2 separate regions of the Homo sapiens genome follow, and region 1 is linked to region 2. Evidence: read pairs that join two places in POLR2A ChIA-PET (ENCODE). Cell type or tissue: GM12878. All regions are shown on one strand. Each heading gives the region's core, and the rest is flanking DNA. Links, peaks and the distances in the headings are about the cores only.

The links. ChIA-PET counts read pairs that join two places held together with the same protein. Peaks named below come from ENCODE experiments on the same cell type or tissue, not always from the same donor. Only the 100,000 strongest peaks of a DNase experiment are listed, where the experiment ranks them.
Region 1: POLR2A ChIA-PET joins it to region 2 with 12 read pairs; 2 of 35 experiments call an interaction of 5 or more read pairs at or near these places.

The regions. Positions count from the first base shown.
Region 1 is chr17:48,605,486-48,614,367 of GRCh38, forward strand. It overlaps HOXB7 (homeobox B7), which reads right to left and starts at 5,532. Exons shown (of 2, transcript NM_004502.4): 1 at 5,034-5,532; 2 at 1,747-2,610. The coding sequence starts at 5,433. The coding sequence ends at 2,357. It overlaps HOXB8 (homeobox B8), which reads right to left. Exons shown (of 2, transcript NM_024016.4): 1 at 8,796-8,882; 2 at 6,861-8,024. The coding sequence ends at 7,717. HOXB-AS3 (HOXB cluster antisense RNA 3) reads left to right here. Exons shown (of 3, transcript NR_033201.2): 3 at 647-929. RefSeq lists enhancers at 2,034-2,579, 4,404-5,224, 5,225-6,044, 6,045-6,865 and a silencer at 6,659-6,708. In GM12878, for the core only: a CTCF peak has its summit at 7,559; a DNase peak (open chromatin) is centred at 5,552; H3K4me3 peaks cover 3,513 bases; H3K27ac peaks cover 893 bases; H3K27me3 peaks cover 274 bases.
Region 2 is chr17:47,670,287-47,678,286 of GRCh38, forward strand. KPNB1 (karyopherin subunit beta 1) reads left to right here. Exons shown (of 22, transcript NM_002265.6): 12 at 416-546; 13 at 2,732-2,879; 14 at 3,204-3,275; 15 at 4,352-4,496; 16 at 6,123-6,205; 17 at 6,734-6,841; 18 at 7,760-7,903. Among named protein-coding and RNA genes, the nearest start is that of TBKBP1, 20 kb to the right of the region's middle. In GM12878, for the core only: no CTCF peak of the experiment used is centred there; no DNase peak of the experiment used is centred there.

The DNA.
Region 1 (8,882 bases), core at 883-8,882, 940 kb after region 2:
CTGGCCCCCTCATTCCTAGCCCTGTAGACAGCAGGACCCCCACCTGTGAGGCTTGCAGCATTGCAGGCGTGGGGGCCTTAGATTCCCTAGGGCTTAGTTTTTGCCCCAGGAGGAAAAGTGGCCTGGATGGGGGCCAAGGCAGATAGTCTGACAACCTGATTCTCGCCTCCGGAACCCAGAAACTGGGGGAGGGTAAAGCCGGATCCTGGCTTCTCCCGCCCAAATGCAGGCAAGTCCAGGTTTCCTATGACAGCTCCATGCGCTCTCCAGGGCGTTACGTGGTCATTAATGGGGGAAACTGCAGGTTTAAAAGCATTTTACATACAAATTCAAATTCAACAGATTATCCTAAAACCAACCCTCTTCCCTCTTTCTATCCAAAGTCTGTTTAAATTTAAACAATCCAGAGTTTATAATCGAATAAATGCTAAAAATCAATTCAGCGGGTCTAGCCGCATAGACACCATCCTCCAAGTTTTGGTCCTGCAATCAGCGGATGTTTGGAAGCAAAAAATAAAATAAAAATTCAGCCCAGGTTTTTCAGGTCCCCTGAAATAACCCCGTATTTCAAGTTGACCTACCAATGCCCGAATTCTGGAAACGAAATAACCTCCCCCAACATTTTCCCCCCTCTCTCTCTGTGCAGCGGAGAAGGTTCCAGGCTGCCGGCGGCGGCGCAGAGAGCGGGAAGAGAGGCTCGGAGGAAGCCCCGGGCGTGGCGTGGTCAGGCTCCGAGAGCGGCCGGGATGCGGCCACACCGGCCTGGTAAACTCGCACCTCTTAGGATCTTGCTCCCGGACTCATTCCCTTCCCCACCCCCTATTTTAAAGTTTTATTTGGGTCGTCTGTATCAATTTAGAACGAGATAAATTAAGACAAAGAAAGTAAAATAAATCGAAATAAAATATAGGAATAGCTCTTGGCGAAAATGTTTGCCGTGCGAGCAGGAAGCCGTGAGCGCCCTAGTTGGAGGCTGCTCTGCGCCGACTAAGAGGCCTCTACTCCCAGGCCTGGCCTCTACGCAACGCCACCCAAGAAGCCAGAGTGAATTTGGGTGTTCATTTTCCCTTTCCTTCCGCTCTTCCTTCATGTGGGGCCTAGCAGCTTGGATTTCAGCTCCGTCTTTGTGCCTGGGCTGCAGCCCAGATCCAGATCCCGCAGCTTGGTTTCCAGGCCTGAATGAGGACGCGGGTTTGTGAAACTGTGAGGTTTTTGTTTTGTTGTTTTGTGAGCTTGTGTGACTAAGCATGTGGGCTTCTGAGTGCGTTTACTTGGGGGCAAATGTGAATCTGTGTTTATAAGCCAATGTGTGAATGTACGTTGGTATCAATGTGTCTGTGAGTGTGAATGTGTGTTTACTTGTGAGCGTGTGTGAACATGAATGCCTATGTTCTGGGCGTGAAGCTGGTATTACGTGAATGCCTGTATGTTTGTTAACATATGGGTATGAGTGTCTCTTTGTGACTGTGACAGTGTGTATGTTTGATGTCAGCCTGTAAACACATGTGACTGTGTGCATCATGTATGTCAATGGGTGTAAAAGGGTGTAAAGGGAATGCATGAGTGCAATATCGGGGTTCACTACTTGGCAGCCCCCCAGAGCAGGAGGCACCAAGAAAAAGAACAAACTCAGCACAGAAATGAAGCTGCATCAGAAGTCAGAGCCAAGGAGCTCTGGGATGCCCACTCATCTCTAACCCTGAACCCCTTCCCAGCTTTAGGAAGACACAGAAAATAGGGCATCTGTTTATTTTTAATTGCGTTTTATTTTTCCATCCTTTAGATACACACAGAATGTAAAAGGGAGCATGGGGCTGGGGGACGGGAAGCAAGAAGCAGCAGCCAGGCGCTTGGGGAACACGCGAGTGGTAGGTTTTGGGGCTCCCTAAGGCCCCTTGGTGCCGCTGCTGGGAAGGCGGAGGCTCAGGAGGGCAGGCAACCACAGGGTTAGTCCAGACCCACAGTCCACAAAGACAGCATTAAAGAGGGCTTACAAAACTGCAAGATTTTACAAAGACCTTACAATAGCAACATAGAAAAGGGGAGGTAAATTCCAGAAAGCTACAGAACAGGTAGATAATATCCTTTTCATATTGTACAAAAAAACCAAACCTGACAGACTTTCCTATAGGTAGTATTTTTTCAGTGTTGAAAAACCAAAATTTCTCCTTTCTCCCTCCTTAAAAAATGTTTTTAAACTCCTTTCATTTAAATAGGGTTTTTTTTTTGTTTTTTTTGTTTTTTGTTTTGTTTTTTTACTTCCCTATTCGATTTGAGTTTCCTGATTCAGTTCCCAGAGCTGGGCTTCTCTTCCTCTCCCTTTCTCATGTCTCTTCCTCTGCCCTTTCTCCATCCCTCACTCTTCCTCTTCCTCCTCTGCTTCAGCCCTGTCTTGGCCGGTGGTCCCCGGGCCCGCGGTCTTGTTCTCCTTTTTCCACTTCATGCGCCGGTTCTGAAACCAAATCTTGATCTGTCTTTCCGTGAGGCAGAGCGTGTGCGCGATCTCGATGCGCCGCCGCCGCGTCAGGTAGCGATTGTAGTGAAATTCTTTCTCCAGCTCCAGGGTCTGGTAGCGGGTGTAGGTCTGGCGGCCTCGTTTGCGGTCAGTTCCTGCACACAGTATTCAGAGGAAAATCAGTGAGTAAAGAAAACGCCGGCCGGGCGCGGTGGGCTCAAACCTGTAATCCCAGCACTTTGGGAGACCGAGGCGGGCGGATCACGAGGTCAGGAGATCGAGACCAACCTGGCTAACACAGTGAAACCCCGTCTCTACTAAAAATACAAAAAAATTAGCTGGGCGTGGTGGCGGGCGCCTGTAGTCCCAACTACTCAGGAGGCTGAGGCAGAAGAATGGCGTGAACCCGGGAGGCAGAGCTTGCAGTGAGCCGAGATTGCGCCACTGCACTCCAGTCTGGGCGACAAAGTGAGACTCCGTCTCAAAAAAAAAAAAAAAAAAAAAAAAGGAAACGCCAAGAGAGTGGCCACCTCCCTCTTATACCGTGTATGTGATTTGAAGTCAATGGGCGATGGGCAAAGAAGCCCATTTTCCCACTAAACCAAATTCTGGCTTTTCATACCCCAGCCCTTACTCCAGCTGCAAACTCCCCTAATTGCTGAACTTTCTACAGGCTTCTCAAAGCAAACATTCCCATTTTTCATCCAAGAAGTCTTTTTTAGCCTGGAGCTTCTGAACCCAGGAAAGTAATCTGCTGGCTCTTAAAGGCTCTGCACCTAAGGGGTGCAAGTGGGATGAGGGGAGGTTAATCCTCCTTTCACTCTCTGGGGTCAAGGACCCTAAACCCCCTTTTCTGAATGCTGATCTGATGGTCTTTCCAGTAGAGACCAAGAGAAACCATGCAAGTGACCCTGGAGTGGGGCGCCAGGCCTAGCTTAAGAACGTTTCCCAAGAAGAAAAGGAGACAAAGGGGCCTCAAAGGCCCAGTCCCCCCAACTCATCCCCAGCATGTTGTGGAATGAGAAGGTAAGAATTTGCAGATTTCCTTGGAGCAAAGAGTTGGTCTGACAGCAGTGACCCTCTGATGATTCTTTTCCAGTGAGTGGCTAAGCTTCAGCCAGGGCCAGGCTGTCCTGCTTGCCTGCTTGCCTAGACAGCCCAGCTCTCTAAAGCAATCCTTGGGCCTCCAGGAATGCACAGGGGAAAAGGAGAGACAGCAGCCTGGGATAGGATGGAACATGGAGTATCTGGGTGGTGGGGACTGAAGGGTAGAGGGGAACTTCTGCATTAGGACCAGAACCTGAGGAGACTTTAAAGAGGTGCTGATGTCAGCCCTCCTGGGAAGGAGACAAGGGAGGAGGGGCTAGGGGCCCTAGTTTCAAGTCAGATAAAAGCCAAGCTGAAATGCTGATGAGCAGAAAAAATGGGGCTTTGATAAATCAACTGGAAAGGCAGTTAAACTATGGAGCAGGTAATGGGACCTATAACCACTAATACTGATGGTATGAGAGCTGGGCTGCTTCTGGCCCCTGACCATTGCTGGGTTGGGTGCCTCTGACCATGAGTCTTGGGTCTTCTGGACTTTGGGGCTAGCCCCTAAGTTCGTCTGCTTTGGAACAGTGCAGAAAAGGATGTCTGGGTCAGACTCGGCAGGGACCCCATGGAACCTCAGCCTCTTGGGGTTCTGCAGCAGCTGGCTAGGTGAACTGCACTCTCTAATTTTTGAATTGGCTCCAGAGAGTCCTAGCCCCTCCCCCAAGAAAAGGGTCACTTATCTGGAATGACACCTCCAAACTTGGCCAGTTCTTTAGGGGTTCCTAGGAGCCCTAGGAAGAGCACCTCAGGAAGCCAGCTGCACTCCCATGAAGCCTCTGCCCCTTTCTAGTTCTCCTGTTCCACTCCCCCACCCAGGTTCACTGGGATCAGGAGGATCATCTCCTTTGGCCTCAGCCCCCTCCCTCCACCTGCCTCTCTAGCTCTGTGTCCCTGGCTGGGTCCTTTTCTCCTCCCGCCAGGCCTCTAGAGCCCACCTCTAATTGTCCTGATGGGAATAATGGGGGAGCGGGGTTGGCTGGAGAGGAAGGGGGAGGGGAGAATTGCTTAGCGCTATGGCCCCCTCCCCCATACCTTATCCGAGTGGGGCAGGGGGACACACCCAGGGCTGAGATCCTTAGCTGGGAAGGGGGGAGAAGGGGGAGACCCTAATGGCTATTCTCTGCAAACACCGGCCTTCCTCCGCAAGACAAACGGCCTCGTCTCCAGCCCGTGCCGGCGCTGCTGATAAATATTTAAAGCTAAAAGGCCGAGAGGAAGGGTGGGGGCGGGCTGGGGGCTCGCAGCGCCGTGGTGCCGGCGAAGAGAGATCCGCCGGGAAGCAGAGCGAGCCTGAGAGCACCGAGCAAATATGGGGGCGGGGATGGCCTGCTGGGTCGCGGCCCAGTGGGTGCAGCCTTCCAGGGCCGACCTCCGGCTGGGAGCACTCTGGACGCGGAAAGGGGCGCCCAGCCGGGAAGGAGGCGCCTTCAGGGTAATGTGCCCCGGCCCCTGGGGCTCAGGACAGCTCGGTGCGCGGCGTTACCTGAGCTTCGCATCCAGGGGTAGATCCGGAAGTTACTCTCGGCCGCCAAGTCCGAGTCCCTCTGCTCCTTGGCGCCCGCCGCCTTGGCGGAGTCGCCGGGACACACCCCGGAGAGGTTCTGCTCAAAGGGCGCGCAGTGCATGTTGAAGGAACTCGGCTCGAGCCCATAGCCGGCCGCGTAGACGCCGGCCGCGCTCTGGCCCGCCATGCCCCCCCCGCCGGGGTACAAGCCCTGCATCGAGGCGGCGAAGGAAGCGCCCGAACCCGCTCCATAGCCCGGGCGCTGGGGGTTGGAAGCAAACGCACAAGAAGTTTGTTCTGGGAAGGCTCCGGTAGCGAAAACCGAACTTGAGGCTGGATATTTAGAAAATAAAGTATTCGCATAATACAATGAACTCATAATTTGGCCGGATGATTTGTAGGCAGGGACGTTTTAGTGTCGGTTTTACGAGATTCCTTGATATATTACAGAATTAGAGTCCAGATTTACACCAAAAAGGACCCCCTTTTTCCTCTCCGGACCACGTGACCCCGCCCACGTGACGTCCCCTCCGCCAATGGCCGGGCCGTCTCCCCACGGCTCCCGGTAATGTGGAAAAAATTGTGTGGCGTTGGATTTATAAAATATGATCAATAATGAATGGGAAAGCCGAGCCCTGTGGATTGGGGCTGGGGGCTCAAGGGCCGCTGCCGACTCCCGCGGGCTGGAGGCCGCTTGCAGGCGAGATTTGGGGAGGAAGAGATTGAGTGGAAGGGAAAATAAATAACCTCGGGGCGATCCGTGTCACCCTCCACCCATCCTCTTCAGCCCGTTACCGAGCGAGAGACAAACGCAGGGATTGAATGCACGCAACTGGGTGGGTGGGTGCTTGGGGCAGGTCTGTTCTTTATTAAACCAGGCCAATTCTGCACGGCAAGGCCTTTTGGGGAAGTTGGTCCGGTTCTCCCAAGACGAGGAATGAGGCGAGCCTGGCTCACGACTCTGTCTCTCTTGGTGCCCCAGATATGCGGGCGGAGATGGAGCAAGTCTTCCTAGGTGCTCCTAGGGCACAGGATCCAGCCCACGGGCCTTGGACGCTGCCGTTTCTGGTGGCAAAAAAAAAAAGAAAGAAAGAAAGAAAAAGAAAAAAAAAGGTTTGAAAGTAAAAGAAAAAGGGGGTTGGGAGGGTGGGGAGAGAAAGGAAGGGTGGAGGTTGGCCCGGGCGCGCTGCTCTCCCGGTTCCCGGAGGCGGATGCCTCAGTGGAGCGTGACTACCAGAGAAGCAGAGGCAGCGAAGGAAGGAAGGCAGAGAGCCATGGCCTCAGAACAGAGCGAAGGTGGCCAAGTCCCTGAGAGGGAGAGGCAGGGAAGAGCGGTCTCCCTTCTCCTCCTGCTCCCCCAACAACAACAGTCCGAGGGAAAAAAAGTATGCTCAGCAGGCCTGCACTCCACCTTTATGCCTGCCCCCCACCCCACCTCCCGACACACATCTTGGGAGGACACACAGCAAAACAAAGAGGGAGGTGGCGGGGGACACAGCCACCAGCCCAGCCGCAGGTCTCCAGCGTGGCCTGGGCGCCCTGGCCTCCCTGGCCGGGCAGCCTCGGAACGCGAGAGGAGGGGGTTTCTCTTGGCTCCCCTCCCTCGTTTTTCTCTCCTCCAATCAGGCTCAGCCGCCTCCCTCACCCCCAGCGCCCCTGGGCCGAGGGACTCGCACCACCTGCCTCCAGCCCCCGCCCCCTCCTCTCTGCAGCCTAGCCTCAGCAGGCGCAGGAGCCCGGTGACAGGCTCCCCACCGGCTCTGCAAGGCACCCGGGAGCAAATGAGGAGCGCTGGCCGGGCCAGTCTCGGGTTCTCGCTTGTAAACTTTATTGTAACTCTTCCGCCCTTTTCAGGCGCAGACAACAGAACAAAGTATAGAGGAACAACAAAATATATAATTAGCCCTCCCTCCCCCCCATAAAGCAATTCACGGATACAGAATACATTCTCTTCACAGTAAACCTAAGAACACTTGTAACAATTGCCCACAGCGCGCATGCTAACTAAAGTAACCTCTTTTGAGAAACACTTAAGACAAAATTGTCAAACCAAAGGGGGTGGGTGGAGGAGGAAAAGAGAGAAGCCAGAGAGAAAGCCAGCGAGCTGGGGGGTTGCAGAGGGGAGAGAGGATTGGGAGGGGAAATGAGGACGCAGCGAGAGAGAGCGAGAGCGAGAGCGAGCGAGCGAGAGAGAGAGAGAGAAGGGAGACAGAAAGAATTACGGCGTGAATAGGCAGTTTCATGTTGTTGGGAGAACTTAGCAGAAATCGGTACCTTGGTCATTACAAAGAAGCACGTTCAAAGGAAAAAAAAGACAATTGCACAAGGAGGCTTTTTACACGGGGAGGGGAGGGGCATGGGGGGCTCAGCCGGGCCTTTGCCGCTCGCCCTCACAGGGCGAGGGAGCCTTTGCTTAAATCCTTTTCTTTCCCCCCGGCCCCCAAGAGAAGGGAAGGAGATCCACGGTAGCTCACACACAGAAGCTATTACGAGATACTACCACTAGCGGGGACTGGCGCGGCGGGGGACGCTGCGGTGGGAGGCCCGGCTCCTGGCCCCGCTAGCGGGGCCAGAGCTCTCTCGGGCAGGGGCGCGCGGCGGCGGCGCGGCCGGGACCCGCGGACGTGCGGGCGGCCGCGGCCCTGGCAGTCCCAGCTGAAGCCTACTTCTTGTCGCCCTTCTGCGCGTCGCCCTCGTCCGCCGCCTCTGGGGCCCGCTCCAGCTTCTGTTTCTCCAGCTCCTCCTGCTCGCATTTGCTGCTGGGGAACTTGTCTTTGTTGTTCTCTTTTTTCCACTTCATCCTCCGGTTCTGGAACCAGATTTTGACCTGTCTCTCTGTCAGTCCCAGGGCGTGCGATACCTCGATTCGCCGCTTACGAGTCAGATAGGGATTAAATAGGAACTCCTTCTCCAGCTCCAGGGTCTGGTAGCGGCTGTAGGTCTGTCGGCCTCGCCTGCGTCCGGCGGCTGCTGGGAATGGGGGAAAGGGCGAGACAGAGGGGAGGGGAGGGTGGGGGAGGGGGCAGGGACGGAGAAGGTTGGAAGATTCGTGAACGAGCCTGGGAGACCATTATAATAAGGGCAGGGGACCTTCTACCCCGTGCGGGGGCGGGGGGGGCGCAAGAAGGCCGCGGTCGGCGGAGGAGGAGGGGCGAGGGGGATTAGACACAAGTGAATCTAAGGGAGCCAGAAAGGGGAGCCCCCTCCCCCGGTAACCAGCACCAGAGTTGTGTAGGAGGTGGTTCAGATCTATTAGAAGTGCCATAAACTTTAGGAGGAAGGATGTGAAGGAGGGGGGAAAATAAGAATAAAAAAGCCGGGTGGGGACGAATGGACCCACCTTGAAAAGCCCCCAGAGCCTCTGCCCCAGAAGAAAAGTTTCTTCAGGGTAATTAAACTATAAAGCAATTGAGAAGTGCAAAAGTTGAGCGCCCCCACTCCCACCACCCTCTCTTCACTACCCCCCATAAAACAGTAAAAGGGGAAAAAAAGGAGGAGAAGAAGAAGAAAAGTAAGGCAGGATGAGGGGTTTATAGATTCAGGAAATGTTTCTAAGCGACCCCCTTCAAGGGAAAGAAAAAAGAAAGAAGAAAGAAAGATAAGAAAGAAAGGGGAAAAGCGGCAGGCGATCGGAACGGAGCCGGCAAGTCTTCCAGAAGCTGGAGGAAATGCGCCCCGGCCTGCCAGGCCTTGGGCCCTTCCGGCCCCCTCCTGCCCTTGTCGGCCCCGAGGCGAGCTCACCTTGCGGGCGCATCCAGGGGAAGAGCTGTGTGGGCGACGGGCTCTGCTCGGAGCCCTCGGCCTCCTCGCCCAGGCCGCTGGCGGCGG
Region 2 (8,000 bases), core at 1-8,000:
AAGGAAGGAATGGGGCTAAACGTCTTTCTGTGAAAGGAAACAGAAATGAAATGGCAGGTATGGTTGAAAGTACTCTGCTGCTTAGAGAGTTGTCAGATTATCAAACAGGATGATGAGAGATGTCAGATTATCAGACAGGATTTCTGTGATTGGAAACAGAAGAAATGGCAGGTATTGGTGAAAGTACTCTGCTGCTTAGAGAGTTGTCAGATTATCAGACAGGATGAACAGGAAGTACAAATCAAATAAATAAATAGTTAGTTTAAAAGATACCTGTAAAATGCTGTCTTGAGATGACCTTGGCAGAAAAAGTTGGAAGTTCACTGACACGGCCCAAAGTATCTTAATGAAAAATGAGATAATCCTAAGGTGTGGGGTTCTTTCAGGATTAACATTGAACCTATGTGCATTTCAGGCTTTCTCCAGTCTGGCTGAAGCTGCTTATGAAGCTGCAGACGTTGCTGATGATCAGGAAGAACCAGCTACTTACTGCTTATCTTCTTCATTTGAACTCATAGTTCAGAAGCTCCTAGAGACTACAGACAGGTAACTGATATTTCACAGAAATGAGTGACGTCTTTGCATCCAAGTTCTATTGCCTTCTGTGTGGAGGATATCTAGCTTAATCATAGAAGCATAATGAGACAGGACAAGACTCTACCTTCTCTAGAGGAATTAAAAGAAACCCGCTGGGCGCGGTGGCTCACGCCTATATTCCCAGCACTTTGGGAGGCCAAGGCGGCTGGATCACCTGAGGTCAGGAGTTCGAAAGCAGTCTGGCCAACATGGTGAAACCCTGTCTCTACTAAAAATACAAAAAATTAGCCGGGCGTGCTGGCGCATGCCTGTAGTCCTAGCTACTTGGGAGGCTGAGGCAGGGGAATTGCTTGAACCTGGGAGATGGAGGTTGCAGTGAGCTGAGACTGCGCCATTGCACTCCAGCCTGGACAACAAGAGTGGAACTCGTCTCAAAAAAAAGAATTCCATGATTGATTGATTGGTTTGTTTAAAGATGGAGAAAGAAATGCAGATTCCACCTACCTTAGAATTGTTCAGTTTACAGCTGAAATCTGAATATAGTGTAATTTCTCTGCTTTCTTTGTAGAGAGTAATAGATCTAGAGAGGTTCCTTCATTTTGCAGCATTGACAGTTAACAGGAGTATTTGGTTACAAGAGAAATGATAGTACTCATTATGAATTTGATTGCCACACCAAATCAATAACTACCATTTTTATTTTATTTTATTAATTAATTAATTAATTTATTTTGAGACAGAGTGTTGCTCTGTTGCCCAGGCTGGAGTGCAGTGGCGCAATCTCAGCTCACTGCAACCTCCTCAAGCGATTCTCCTGCCTCAGCCTCCTGGGTAGCTGGGACTACAGGTGCATGCCACCATGCCTGGCTAATTTTTGTATTTTTAGTAGAGACAGGGTTTCACCATGTTGGACAGGATGGTCTCGATCTCCTGACCCTCGTGATCCACCTGCCTTCGCCCCCCAAAGTGCCAGGATTACAGGCATGAGCCACCATGCCCGGCCAACTACCATATTTTTATATAGGATGAAGAACTTGGGGTAAATACAGTTGACTTAGAAACAAGCTTTTGAAATGTTGTTTAAAGGGATTATAAGTTGGAGACAACCTTTAACAATTTATGTTTTGTATGAGCTATACCTAAAGTCATGAGCAAAGTAAACCTTCAGGAAGAGAGCTGAGCACAAAATCTTCCTTTTTTTTTTTTTTGAGACAGTCTTCTCTTGTCACCCAGGCTAGAGTGCAATTGTGCAATCTTGGCTCACTGCAACCTCCTGGGTTCAAGTGATTCTCGTACTTCAGCCTCCCGAGTAGCTGGTACTAAAGGTGCCCACCAACATGCCTGGCTAATTTTTGTATTTTTAGTAGAGATGGGGTTTCGCCATGTTGGCCAGGCTGGTCACAAACTCCTGACACCTCAGGTGATCTGCCCACCTTGGCCTCCCAAAGTGCTGGGATTGTAGGCCTGAGCCACTGTGCCCATCAAAAAAAAAATCTTCCATTTAACTAGTTCATGTCCATGCCTCTTTGAGATTATATATGAAGACATCTTTTTTAAATGAATGAAGAAAATTGGGGTATTTTTTTTTTTCTGGGACGGAGTTTCGGTCTTGTTGCTCAGGCTGGAGTGCGGTCTCGGCCCACTGCAACCTCCACCTCCCAGGTTCAAGGAATTCTCGTGCCTCAGCCTCCTGAGTAGCTAGGATTACAGGCACAAGCCACTACACCTGGCTAATTTTTATATTTTTAGTAGAGGTGGGGTTTCACCATGTTGACCAGGCTGGTCTCAAACTGACCTCAAGTGATCCGCCTGCCTCAGCCTCCTAAATTGCTGGGATTATAGGCATGAGCCATCACGTCTAGCCAGGAAAATTGGGGTATTTTCTTCATAGCACTTCAGACAACCTGTTAAATTGTTCACATGATTTTTTACCATTTCAAACCATTTTTTCCTCTATAATTTTAGCCCATTTCCAAAAGGGCCATTCTAAATTTTAACTGTCTGGAGACCATAATGAACATAGCCATTGGCTCAAAGGACTTGAAGATTTCATTCTTGGATATTGTGTTTTCAAACTCAAACCAGGTCTGCAGACATACCGGTTCCTGAGTTCTTATTTTTGGCAAGACATTGTCTATGTTCTTCCCTGTCCTTTTCATTTGAGGCTTTAAGATTTTCGCTGTGTTCTTTACAGACCTGATGGACACCAGAACAACCTGAGGAGTTCTGCATATGAATCTCTGATGGAAATTGTGAAAAACAGTGCCAAGGATTGTTATCCTGCTGTCCAGAAAACGACTTTGGTCATCATGGAACGACTGCAACAGGTTCTTCAGATGGAGGTGAGACCTAAGAGTGCCCCTGACTATGGGTGGGAATTGGGTAGTACTTTTGACACCTAGGTCTGTTTTCCAGACTGTTCTGTCTTTTTAGTGTTTAAGTATATATTTTCTCAGAAAGATAATAAAGCTTATACAAAAAACATTGCACCTTAACGTTAGCATTGTTTGTCATGGTTTACTCATATATGTGTTACACTATATGTATTATGGGTTTTTTGTTGCTGTTGTTTACTTTCCTATGTTAGTATTAGGGAAGATTATTAAATGGTCCCAGCAAAAGTGGAAGGTTTTCATGTAGAGTATGTTTTCTTATTTTCTTTGTAGTCACATATCCAGAGCACATCCGATAGAATCCAGTTCAATGACCTTCAGTCTTTACTCTGTGCAACTCTTCAGGTATGGTGGTGCCTTATGACTTAATAACTCCAGGTTGGAGAATTATTAGTATCTCAGTATAACAAGTTCGTGTACACACAGAACTCGAAAATGGTATAGATGATGCGGATCAGAAGCTGTTCTCAGAAGGCTTTGGTCTGTGATTGGTTGATTGGGAGAGGAATTCCCCACCTGCCTTACCTGTCTGTCTAGAAAGATTCAAATCCTACTTATTTACAGATGGTCTAGATGTAATCTTGATAAAATCAAACCAACTTGACTTCTCCTAATTCAACATACACTCCTCAGACCTCTCTTCCTCACTCGTTTGTTTCAACTAATGTCACTGTGTAGAGAAGGAAACTACTTAATGTGTGATGGTTCCTTCCAGATGTATAGCTCATTTGTGTTGGCAGCTTGAATGGTTTTGGTTTTTTTATTTTGAAAACCAAAAAACTCTTGGTTTTTCATTAGGTTATTCAAGCCTAGCTCAGTCAGATTTGGTTCCCAGCTATAGTTCACTTGGCTAAAAATAAAGCCTTGAATTTGTACCGTCATCTTTTGAAACATTTGCTGTTTGACCTAATGTCAGTGACATTAGTTGAAACAAACGAGTGAGGAAGGAATGTTTGATGGGAGAAGTCAGGTTGGTTTGATTTTATCAAGTTTATTTCTAGGTCATCTGTAAATAGGTAGGATATAGGAAGGGTTGCTTTTTGTTTGTTTTATGAATAAGAGCTCTAAGGTGATAGGGCCTTCTCTAAAGCTGAAGTAATTTAACTATCATTCCAGTAAGACTGGACTATGGCGGCTACCAGCAGGGATTTGTCAGACAGTAAGACAAATGAAATTGAGAGGACATGACCTTCTGCACAACGGAGGATCAGCTCACGTTTGTTCTGAATTGAGAAACAGGAGAAATGTTAAAATGTATTGCTGATGATTGGTACTGTCAATGTTTTTGTGTATAAAATACATTTGGCATTCCCAAAATTAAAAAATATCAAGGGACTTAATTGATTTTAAAAAGAAAAGGTATAGTGTTCTGATTGGGAGATTTGGAATCAACTGATCTTGAACTCTTACTCATTTCACAGAATGTTCTTCGGAAAGTGCAACATCAAGATGCTTTGCAGATCTCTGATGTGGTTATGGCCTCCCTGTTAAGGATGTTCCAAAGCACAGCTGGGTCTGGGGGAGTACAAGAGGATGCCCTGATGGCAGTTAGCACACTGGTGGAAGGTCGGTGAGAAATACTGTCTGGTCAGGGAATGTCTTTGGAATGTAGGCATTTCAGTGGCCTTAAATAATTGTCACCCAGGCTGGAGTGCAGTGGCACGATCTTGGCGCACTGCAGCCTTGAAATCGTGGGCTCACATGATCCTTCCACTTCAGTGCCCCCACAGTAGCTGGGACTAACAGATGCACACCACCATGCCCAGCTAATTTTTATATTTTTGGTAGAGATGGAGTTTCGCCATGTTGCCCAGACTGGTCTTGAACTCCTGAGTCAAGTGATCCTCCTGCCTCAGCCTCCCAGAGTGCTAGGATTATAGATGTGAGCCACTGGGCCCAGCTTAATTTTGTTTGTGTGTGAAGATAGGGTCTCACTATATTGCTCAGGCTGGTCTCAAACTCCTGGGCCTCCTTGTCAGAGCATTAAAGAATTTTTGACTATAGAAAGCATAGTCCTTTTACTGGGGCATGAGTCACTTCAAAGTTAGATTGAACTTAAGTGCACACCACTTAAATTTGTATAACTGCCTTGTCAGTCCATTTAAATGGGGAGCCAGTTTGCAACGGAGATTGGCAGAGGTGTTGTTTTTTTTTTGTTTTTTTTTTTTGTTTGTTTTTTTTTTGAGACTTGTTCTGTTGCCCAGGATGGAGTGCAGTGGCACCATCTTGGCTCACCACAGCCTCCACCTCCCAGGTTCAAGCAATTCTCCTGCCTCAGCCTTCTGAGTAGCTGGGATTATAGGCATGAGCCACTGTGCCCTGCTAAAAGTTTCTATTTTCTTTCCTGGTACTTGTCATCACCTGGTTTGGTTTGTAGTGCTTTGGACTAAGATTGACACATCATGGTGCCTGGTATGGGATGAAATGAAACATTGAGCGAGTTCTAGGAATTGATTTTCTGATTTTTACATGTCTGACTGCAAAATTGGTTTGGGGAAGCCATATCTGACTTAAGACTCTTTGAAGGGGCATTACGAAGCACTTTAGGAATCTGATATGCCTTTTCAGGGGTGGCCTGTAAGTACATTGCTAAGGCCATTTACCTGAGGACCACTCTCCTGAGGACTAGACCTATTTTTGGCATAAACAGCCTATGTCCAACTGGTCTGTCAACATGTGACCACTCCTCTGAAAGGGCAAAGAAGTTAATTTTGGCTCCTGGAGTGGCTGATTTGGATCTGAAGCCCAGTGCTGCTTTTCCTGGCTGTGGCTTGTTTAGCCCTTGATGGAATTGCCTAAGGACCCTGTTTTGAAGCTGGCTTGCAGAAAGGACATGCTATTATCAGATGAGGAGGTGGACAAGAGTCAGTATTGCTGGTTCAGCCCATTTAAAATTAACCTTGACATTCCTTGAGGGTCATACCACTTGGTTGTATTAGTCAGAGTAAAGCCCTATTCTGTGGACAGTGGGCATTGTCTCTGTGGCGTATGAATTAGGGCCCTTCCAGCAGTAATAAATTTGGCTTATGCAAGCCTTTAATGTCTTCATGATGGAATCGGTAACTAAAGCACATTTCACCCAACCTGTTGAGTGGAGCGAGTACATTTTGGGAGAGGTAGGATGGGTTATTTCTGCCTGCCTCTGTGTTAACCCGTGGTGCTGTCATTGGCTAATAGCTTATTTCATTACAGTGTTGGGTGGTGAATTCCTCAAGTACATGGAGGCCTTTAAACCCTTCCTGGGCATTGGATTAAAAAATTATGCTGAATACCAGGTAGGATGTGCTTTTCAAAATAGTATGTTCCCATTTATATCTGACAGTCACTGTAGTGCACGCAAAACCAGGTTCTTATAGCTTAAGTAGTTTTTCCTGATACATTGTCCTAAAAGGCAAGCTACTTTATTCATTGCCTGAACGTTTGAACTGGAAGTAGTCCATGAAAAACAGGATATTAGATGTACCAGATAACGGTGGACAAGATATTAGATGTAACAGATAATGGTGGACAAGATGACTGTTTATTTGCTTAGACAGTACTAATGCAGGAGCAGCTATAAAGTTGAGCTATTAGCACCCTGGAGAGCAAGGCTTTTTTTTTTTTTTTTTTTTTAACTTTATCAGTGATCTCTCTCGGATAGTCTTTGTTCCCTGCCTGCCATGTTGGTTGTTGAAAAATTAATCTCGGCAGAGGGATTTAACTCTAGGTTCAAGTGATAAAAGCTCAGCAGCTAGTTAAAAATAATATCTTGCCCCAGCAGGCAGCCTTTTCTGTTAGAAGATTATTTCCTTGATTCTTGGCAGGTTTGTTTGGCAGCTGTGGGCTTAGTGGGAGACTTGTGCCGTGCCCTGCAATCCAACATCATACCTTTCTGTGACGAGGTGATGCAGCTGCTTCTGGAAAATTTGGGGGTGAGTATCTACACACAATCTAATTAACCAGTCTTCTTTGAAGAAAACAACAGTTGGAAAGATAGTTAAATATCGACCAGGCTGGGCGCAGTGGCCTGTAATCCCAGCATTTTGGGAGGCCGAGGCAGGCCAGGAGTTCGAGACCAACCTGGACAACATGGTGAAACCCCGTCTGTACTGTAGATACAAAAAAAATTAGCCGGGCGTGATGGCAGGCGCTTGTAATCCCAGCTACTCGGAAGGCTGAGGCAGGATAATCGCTTGTACCCGGGAGGTGGACGTTGCAGTGAGCCAAGATCACGCCATTGCACTCCAGCCTGGGCAAGAAGAGCCAAACTCCGTCTCAAAAAAAAAAAAAAAAAAAAAAAATCAGTGACAGGGAGCTGTAAGTTTCTAGAACATTGGCTTTGGGCTTATAAAGAGGGGAGTTGTTCATTTCACAGATGACTCTGAAGAAAGATTGTAAAGTTAAAGGAATGTGTGCTCTATTAGAGATTTTTAAAACAAAACAGTAAAATGCAAAGGAAAAGTAAATACAGTTGTTCCTTGACTTATGATGGAGTTAGGTCCCAATAAACACATTGTAAAGTGGAGAAATCATCAAACCATCATGAGCAGGGGACCATTTGTATATTATACCTCTCTCCAGAGATAGCCATCATTAATTATTGTACATGTGTGTTCTCAGACAAGTCACTTGATTCTTAAGTCAGTCTCCTCATGTGTAAAGTGGGAATACCAATACCTGGGCTAGCTTCTTAGAGTTGGTGTGAGGTGCAAATGGGAAAGGTTTTGTAAGCTATAAAGGACCATCCAAATATTTAAAATCAATAGTTGCTTGTTAGAAATGAAATTTTCATGAATCTTTGGACCAAACAAGTTTTGACTTAATTCACTTTTCCTTTTGTTCCTTGTCAGAATGAGAACGTCCACAGGTCTGTGAAGCCGCAGATTCTGTCAGTGTTTGGTGATATTGCCCTTGCTATTGGAGGAGAGTTTAAAAAATACTTAGAGGTTGTATTGAATACTCTTCAGCAGGCCTCCCAAGCCCAGGTGGACAAGGTAAGCTTAAAGCTATCTTGGCTGTTCTTTAAGTCTAGCTCTAATTGGAGGGACTATTGACAAACATGCAGCTAAAAGTGATCAGTGTGATGTAGGT